Linked DNA regions of Homo sapiens: region 2 is linked to region 1. Evidence: chromatin contacts called from ENCODE Hi-C or POLR2A ChIA-PET data. All regions are on one chromosome and are shown on one strand. The core of a region is the stretch at or near the end of the contact, and the rest is flanking DNA. Distances in the headings are between cores, read along the strand shown.

What was found. Hi-C counts contacts between places; a loop is a spot of excess contacts on that map. ChIA-PET counts read pairs that join two places held with the same protein, here RNA polymerase II (POLR2A). Pooled maps may share reads with other maps.
Region 2: a loop to region 1 is called in a pooled map, with 2.4 times the contacts of the local background. The contact joins the promoter of CDT1 here to the promoter of IL17C in region 1. A Hi-C loop is called at or near these places in 2 of 37 single-sample maps with no recorded cell type and 4 of 50 pooled maps. POLR2A ChIA-PET finds 5 or more read pairs at or near these places in 8 of 52 experiments (AG04450, BJ, CD4-positive, alpha-beta memory T cell and 5 more).

Annotation. Positions count from the first base shown.
Region 1 is chr16:88,636,541-88,640,601 of GRCh38, forward strand. It overlaps IL17C (interleukin 17C), which reads left to right and starts at 2,032. Exons shown (of 3, transcript NM_013278.4): 1 at 2,032-2,107; 2 at 2,441-2,769; 3 at 3,274-3,928. The coding sequence starts at 2,102. The coding sequence ends at 3,532. It overlaps LOC124903755 (a long non-coding RNA gene), which reads left to right. Exons shown (of 2, transcript XR_007065181.1): 1 at 1-172; 2 at 260-894.
Region 2 is chr16:88,801,744-88,805,804 of GRCh38, forward strand. CDT1 (chromatin licensing and DNA replication factor 1) reads left to right here and starts at 2,046. Exons shown (of 10, transcript NM_030928.4): 1 at 2,046-2,316; 2 at 2,802-2,924; 3 at 3,019-3,155; 4 at 3,697-3,894; 5 at 3,981-4,061. The coding sequence starts at 2,089. RefSeq lists enhancers at 1,300-1,875, 2,594-3,477, 3,478-4,061 and silencers at 1,808-2,047, 2,128-2,237.

The DNA of each region.
Region 1 (4,061 bases), core at 782-3,281:
AGCCCGGGAAACTGAGGGCTGGAAGAGCCTCCAGGAGGACCCAGCCCTGAACACGCCCAGCTCCACGGCCTCGTGGAATAAACTTCTCCCATTTCACACCCCCCAGTTTGTGGTGCATGGTTAGCACAGCCCTAGGAAACCAGCACGGATAGTGAGCTCCCCGTCACAGGAGGTATGCAAGCAGAGGGTGGGTGGGCAGGGGCACTGTCGGGAGGAGCAGCCCTGGGGACTCCAGCAATCTGTCTTTGATTCCTCCCAGACTGTTAACCCTGGGGCACAGCCTCCTTCACCCCCAGAGGCCCACAGCAGACAAGCTGAGAGCCACACAGCGGCCAAGAGGAGGTGCTGGAGGGCCCAGGGGTCCCAGTGCTGCCTCAGCCCCACCCGACTTGGGAGCTTTTGTGTTCAGAGAGACTGAGGTTTTCAGCTTAGAGGACACCTCCGTGGAACACATCTGCACCGCGGCAGGGGAGGAAAGGCTGGGGGCACACAAGCACCCTCCCTCCCGCCCTCACCCCGAAGCTGAGGGGACCAGGGCGGACAGATTCCCCCACCTCTGATGTGGCCAGGGGCCCTGGGGACTCCAGGACAACCCTCCTCAGGATGACGTCAAACCCCCGGCATTCAAACCTTCCCAAGTTCTGGCTGCAGCTGTCCCTTTCCGGGGAAACAAAGGCACCTCCAGCGCCCCCACCCCCAGCCAGCCTCACCGATCAAGGAGGCCAAAGGCAGCTCCCGGCCCCGCTTACATAAAGCTTCCTGTGTGTGCTGGTCACACCTCACACCTCACGCCTCACGCCTCATGCCTCATTCACACCTCACACCTCACTCCTCACACCTCCAACTCAGACTTTTTAGCTTGAACTTTTTTCTCAATAAAACCACAGAAGCCCAGGCCGGGTGCAGTGACTCATGCCTGTGATCCCAGCACTTTGCGAGGCCGAGGTGGGCAGATCACGAGGTCAGGAGATCGAGACCATCCTGGCTAACATGGTGAAACCCCGTCTCTACTAAAAATACAAAAAAATTAGCCAGGTGTGGTGGCGGGCGCCTGTAGTCCCAGCTACCCGGCAGGCTGAGGCAGGAGAATGGCGTGAACCCAGGAAGCTGAGCTTGTAGTGAGCCGAGATCGCACCACTGTACTCCCCGCCTGGGCGACAGAGTCAGACTCCGCCTCAAAAAAACAACAAAAAAAAAAACAACACAGAAACCCAACAGAGACCTGAAGACGTGCCTGCCTCCCCCATCTCCGGGACCTCTCCCACCTGGGTGAAGGGGGCACGTGAGCCTCACCTGATCTTGACCATCTCAGCTAAAACACTGAACCACCCTTGGCACCCACCAGCAGCAGACGGAGAAGAACTGTATAGGGTGCAAAAGCGCCCCGCCACCATCAGGTCCAGATGAAAACCTACAAGTTGAATCAGCAAGGTGCTGACGGATACGCAAGCAGAAACCCTCTTATAGGAGGTTCAAGGCTGGGCGCAGTGGCTCACTCCTGTAATCCCAGCACTTTGGGAGGCCAAGGCGAGCAGATCACTTGAGGTCAGGAGCCTCAGACCAGCCTGGCCGATATGGCAAAACCCTGTCTGTACTAAAAATACAAAAATTAGCCAGGCATGGTGGGGGGTGCCTGTAATCCCAGCTACTCGGAAGCCTGAGGCAGGAGAATCGCTTGAACCTGGGATGTGGAGGTTGCAGTGAGCTGGGACAGCACCATTTCCCTCCAGCTCGGGTGACAGCAAGACCCTGTCTCAAAAAAAAAAAAAAAGTTTGAGAATGTCAGACAAGGCAGCACCCTGTGTAGGTGCTCAGGTTGGGCGGAGTCTCTCTCGGGGGAGGGGGGTAACAGGACAGCGCCTCCCGGGGCCTCCTTGCATGTCTGTGTCCTGATGCACAGCAGGCGGGGGCTGCGGGGACCAGAGAAGGAAGAAGCGCCCCAGCTGGGCACTTCCCGAGGAGGAAGTGGTGCCGGAATTTCCCCCAGGTGTGGCCTCAGGTATAAGAGCGGCTGCTGCCAGGTGCATGGCCAGGTGCACCTGTGGGATTGCCGCCAGGTGTGCAGGCCGCTCCAAGCCCAGCCTGCCCCGCTGCCGCCACCATGACGGTGAGCCTCTCCACATGCCGCTCGGATGGATGCTGCTTGGATGTGCAGCCTGGCATGGAAGGGCTGGGGTTCTCTGAGCCTGGGAGGAGGGTGTTGGGATGGGGTCTGGGAAACCCCTCAGTCTGGGGGTAGGGGAGGCAGCTGCAGATCCTCGGAGCGCTGGCATGCTGGGTGTCTTGGGCTGAAGGGCTAGCCTCTCTGGGCTTCAGTTTCCCCATCTATAGAGGGAGGGCTGTACTCCATCTTTCCGCTGGGAACAAGGAAAGCTGAGGTGGAAGTGAGGTGCCCCCTGCCCTGGGCACCTCCTAACCACCCACCTGCCTGTTTCACCAGCTCCTCCCCGGCCTCCTGTTTCTGACCTGGCTGCACACATGCCTGGCCCACCATGACCCCTCCCTCAGGGGGCACCCCCACAGTCACGGTACCCCACACTGCTACTCGGCTGAGGAACTGCCCCTCGGCCAGGCCCCCCCACACCTGCTGGCTCGAGGTGCCAAGTGGGGGCAGGCTTTGCCTGTAGCCCTGGTGTCCAGCCTGGAGGCAGCAAGCCACAGGGGGAGGCACGAGAGGCCCTCAGCTACGACCCAGTGCCCGGTGCTGCGGCCGGAGGAGGTGTTGGAGGCAGACACCCACCAGCGCTCCATCTCACCCTGGAGATACCGGTGAGGACCTGGGGATTCCGCTGTGGCGTGGGGCTGCCCCTCCCCTGGCGGGGCCCTGACTGCCCGGAGAGCTCTCTGGGCCTTGGTGGTTCTCACCTGTCAAGTGGGCGTGGCCACCTGAGCTCCCTCCCTCCGGCCCTCCTGACCTGGACGGCTGAGCTGCTGCTTGCGGCTGGCCGTGCCCTGCCTCCCACTGTCCTAGGTGGCCAGGGTCCCCTGGGGAAATTCTGGGCCCGTCACCTGAGCTCCTGCAGAAGTGGGGCTGGGTGATGAAGTGGAAGGGAGGCTCCTAGAGGCCTCCGGACCCTGCTCTGTGCTCTTGGAGGGCCCTGGGGAGACGTGGATTACCACCACATGTGAGCCCGACTGCACCCCAAGCCCGTGTGGCTCAGCCCTCGCTGCCTCAGGTCCTATCCTGAGTACACGGAGAGGGGCCCTGAGGGGAGAGGGGCCTCCAGGAGGACAGGGTAGGGCCAGAGACTCACTGTGCACCCCGTCCCGCAGTGTGGACACGGATGAGGACCGCTATCCACAGAAGCTGGCCTTCGCCGAGTGCCTGTGCAGAGGCTGTATCGATGCACGGACGGGCCGCGAGACAGCTGCGCTCAACTCCGTGCGGCTGCTCCAGAGCCTGCTGGTGCTGCGCCGCCGGCCCTGCTCCCGCGACGGCTCGGGGCTCCCCACACCTGGGGCCTTTGCCTTCCACACCGAGTTCATCCACGTCCCCGTCGGCTGCACCTGCGTGCTGCCCCGTTCAGTGTGACCGCCGAGGCCGTGGGGCCCCTAGACTGGACACGTGTGCTCCCCAGAGGGCACCCCCTATTTATGTGTATTTATTGTTATTTATATGCCTCCCCCAACACTACCCTTGGGGTCTGGGCATTCCCCGTGTCTGGAGGACAGCCCCCCACTGTTCTCCTCATCTCCAGCCTCAGTAGTTGGGGGTAGAAGGAGCTCAGCACCTCTTCCAGCCCTTAAAGCTGCAGAAAAGGTGTCACACGGCTGCCTGTACCTTGGCTCCCTGTCCTGCTCCCGGCTTCCCTTACCCTATCACTGGCCTCAGGCCCCCGCAGGCTGCCTCTTCCCAACCTCCTTGGAAGTACCCCTGTTTCTTAAACAATTATTTAAGTGTACGTGTATTATTAAACTGATGAACACATCCCCAGAGGCCAACATTCAATGCGACATTCTCCCGTTCAGCCCTGGTCCAGGCCAGCCATGGACCCAATTCTGGGGTGTCCTTCCAGAAAGGTCTACGCAGCCGCGAGCAGTGCATGCAGGTGGGACTGAGC
Region 2 (4,061 bases), core at 796-3,295, 170 kb after region 1:
GCTTTAAAAAATGTGGGTCTCAGTCTTCCATATTTATTTCTTGACCCACTAAAAATTTGCTACCAGCTGCTTGCAAAACACAGGTCTAGGTGCTGATCCCTTATATACAGATGGAAAACAAATGCCTCACCACGCCCTCCCCATCCCCCCACTTATGAACGTCCTCACTTTTGAGGTGTTTTGTTTTGGAGATGGAGTCTCGCTCTGTTGCCCAGGCTGCTGGAGTGTAGTGGCGGGATCCTGAGTAGCAGAGATTACAGGTGCCTGCCATCACGTCCGGCTAATTTTTGTATTTATTGTAGAGACGGGGTTTTGCCATGTTGGCCAGGCTGGTCTTGAACTCCTGACCTCAAGTGATCCGCCCGCCTCGACTTCCCAAAGTGCTGGGATTACAGGCGTGAGCCACCGTGCAGGCCACCTTTGAGGTATTTTGCAAGCACCAGTTGCATCATCAAACCGGTTTCTATTCCTTTAACTTAAAAAAAAATAGGCACAATTCACGCTTTTTACAGAAAACTTGGAAAATGGGAAAACAGAAGCCCTCCTCTGAGCCCTGGCCGCCTCCACCCGCGTCCCCTTCCCTCGCAGGCCTCCAGGCCCCGGCGGCCCGCATTGCTTTGCGGGGGACTTCCGCAGCGCTGCGCCTGGCCCTGCTTATTGGCGTCTCTGGAAGGAGTGGCTGTGGCTCGGGCTCTCCAGATAAACCGCGCTCTAGGCCGTTTCCCAGATAGGAGCGCTATAGGTTTTAAGAACTAAAACTTTAAAATCTCAGCCCTCAGCCATGCTAAAGGCAGTTTCTTTTCTTTCCTTTTTTTTTTTTTTTTTTTTTTTTGAGACGGAGTTTCTCGCTCTTTCGCTCAGGCTGAAGTGCAGTGGCGCCATTTCGCCTCCCGGGTTCAAGCGATTCTGCTGCCTCAGCCCCCCAAGCAGTTGGAATTACAGGCGCCCGCCACCACGCCTGGCTAATTTTTGTATTTTTAGTAGAGAGGGGGTTTTACCATGTTGGTCAGGCTGGTCTCGAACTCCTGACCTCAGGTGATCCGCCCGCCTCGGCCTTTCAAAGTGCTGGGATTACAGGCGTGAACCATCGCGCCCGGCCCCTTTTCTTCGTTTCCATGTAATAGCTTGATTGAGAAATAATTCACATATCAAATCCACCCTTTTAAAAAGCGAGCAACGCGGATCGCGGAGGCCACGCCTGTGATCGCAGCGCTTTGGGAGGGGGCAGTTCCAAGAGAGCGGATCACTGAACCGGGGAGTTCGAGACCACCCGGCAACGTAATCTCCGCCTCGATAGAAATAGTTTTTTTTTTTTTTTTGAGACGGAGTCTCGCTGTCGCCCAGGCTGGAGTGCAGTGGCGCGATCTCGGCTCACTGCAGGCTCCGCCCCACGGGGTTCACGCCATTCTCAGGCCTCAGCCTTTTGAGTAGCTGGGACCACAGGTGCCCACCACCACGCCCGGCTAATTTTTTGTATTTTTAGTAGAGACGGGGTTTCACCGTGTTAGCCAGGATGGTCTCGATCTCCTGACCTCATGATCCGCCCGCCTCGGCCTCCCAAAGTACTGGGATTACAGGCGTGAGCCACCGCGCCCAGCCAGAAATAGTTTTAAAAAAAGAAATAAGGAGCGTGCGGCCCGCGGGGGAAGCGCCTTTACCAGCTCGAGCCTGCAGCCCCCCAGGCCGCGCCGTCCTCGGCTCCCCCGGGCAGCGCCGGGGTTTTGTCAGGCGCGCGCTGCTGTTTGCCTGGATTGCGCTCATTCTGACCCTGAAGCCAGCGGCCCCACTGACACGCCCTGAAAAGTGGGAGCCACACGCGGGATCCGGAGACCGCGCTAAAGTCCCACGCACGACGGCGCCCGCCGGCGAGTCCACGCCCGCACGTCGGCGCATGCGCGCGGCCAAGCCGGTGCCCGCGCCCACCAGCGCGCATGCGCGCCCCGTCCCTTCCCTCCCCCCGTGCTCTGCCCCGATGGTTCGGTCCGCGCCGGGGGCGGGGCCAGGGCGCCCGCGGGAAATTTGGCGGGAACCGCGCCCGCCTCTTCCTCCCTTCCTTCTTTCCTTGCTTTCGCCGCGCACTCCGCCGCCATGGAGCAGCGCCGCGTCACCGACTTCTTCGCGCGCCGCCGCCCCGGGCCCCCCCGCATCGCGCCGCCCAAGCTGGCCTGCCGCACCCCCAGCCCCGCCAGGCCCGCACTCCGCGCCCCGGCCTCCGCTACCAGTGGCAGCCGCAAGCGCGCCCGCCCGCCCGCCGCCCCCGGACGCGACCAGGCCAGGCCACCGGCCCGCAGGAGACTGCGGCTGTCGGTGGACGAGGTGAGGGGCGTGGGGAGACTGAGGCCGGGGAGTTGGGGGCGGGGAGACTGAGGCCCGGGGGGCAGGGCTCGGGGAAACTGAGGCGGAGGGACGGGGGCGGGGAAACAGGCGGGGGGGACGGGGCGCAGGGAACTCTGGGACAGGCCGGGGGATCCTGGGGGCGCCCTGCCACCACTGGGGACTTGGCTGGCTCCTGAGATGAGCAGGAGGCACTGGGGGGCTTGCACCGGGATCCGATGATGGGGCTGGAAGTCCAGCTTCTCTGCGAGGCCAGGGCAGGGGTCCGACCTGGAAACGGCCCCGGAAGACGAGAGCAAGGCTGTGTCCCCGGCCTTAGCACAGACCACCATCTACGGGAAGTCCTAAGCCCCCCAGCCATGCCCGTCCCAGTTAACTCAGAGCGGCTTCTGATCCTTCGGGGTCCTCTGCAGAGCCAGGAGCACCAGGTCTTGTCATGAGTTCACCCTTGGGGTCCCTCCCACCAGGTTTCCAGCCCCAGTACCCCCGAGGCCCCAGACATCCCAGCCTGCCCTTCTCCGGGCCAGAAGATAAAGAAATCCACCCCGGCAGCAGGTCAGCCGCCCCACCTGACATCCGCGCAGGACCAGGTGAGGGGCGGGGCCTGGGGCAGATGCGGGAGGGCTGAGTGGTGCCGGCCTGCCTGCCTGCCTGACGGCACCGTGTCCCCTGATCCCCCTGAAGGACACCATCTCTGAGCTTGCGTCATGCCTGCAACGGGCCCGGGAGCTGGGGGCAAGAGTCCGGGCGCTGAAGGCCAGTGCCCAGGATGCTGGGGAGTCCTGCACCCCAGAGGCCGAGGGCCGCCCTGAGGAGCCATGGTGAGTGCTGGGTGGGCGGCCACGAGGCCCCGGCAAAGGCCGGGTTGGTGGCAGGCGTGGCCCAGCGAGCCTGTCAGAGGCCCAGGTCTGCTCCTTCCAGGGAGGGTGGTGGTGAGGTCACCAGGGCGCGGACCCAGACCCCTGAGAAAAAGGTCCCGGGCACTGCTGGCGCTGTGCCCTCAGTCCCTCCTGCGGGGGGCAGCTCCTGCCTCGGGGACTCTGGCAGGTTTCAAATGCTCCTGATGCATTGGTGTGTTGTCTGCCTCTGCCCCTGAGAGCTGACGAAACTGCGCTGGGGAGAGGGCAGAGCTTCCCTGGGGGAGCTGCGTGGACACAGCAGAGCTGGGGTGTGGAGCCGGGCTTTCCCGTCACCACTGCTACCCCTAACGGTGCCAGTGCTGGTGGGTGTGCAAGGGCCGCGAAAGCCATCGTGTGTGGCATGGCAGGCCCCATCGGAGGGTCTCCCTGGCCGAGGGGCCTGCTGTGGCGTTGGAGGGGTAGGGGCCTACTGCTTCTCATGAGGCTCCTCCCTCCCTGACAGTGGCGAGAAGGCGCCCGCCTACCAGCGCTTCCATGCCCTGGCCCAGCCCGGCCTGCCGGGACTCGTGCTGCCCTACAAGTACCAGGTGCTGGCGGAGATGTTCCGCAGCATGGACACCATCGTGGGCATGCTCCACAACCGCTCCGAGACGCCCACCTTTGCCAAGGTCCAGCGGGGCGTCCAGGACATGATGCGTAGGTGAGTGGCCGGGGGTGGGCTGTGGCTGTCCTGGAGTTGGGGGTGGGCCCGGGCCTGCCTCCTGAGCCGCCCCCATCCTCCCATAGGCGTTTTGAGGAGTGCAATGTTGGCCAGATCAAAACCGTGTACCCGGCCTCCTACCGCTTCCGCCAGGAGCGCAGTGTCCC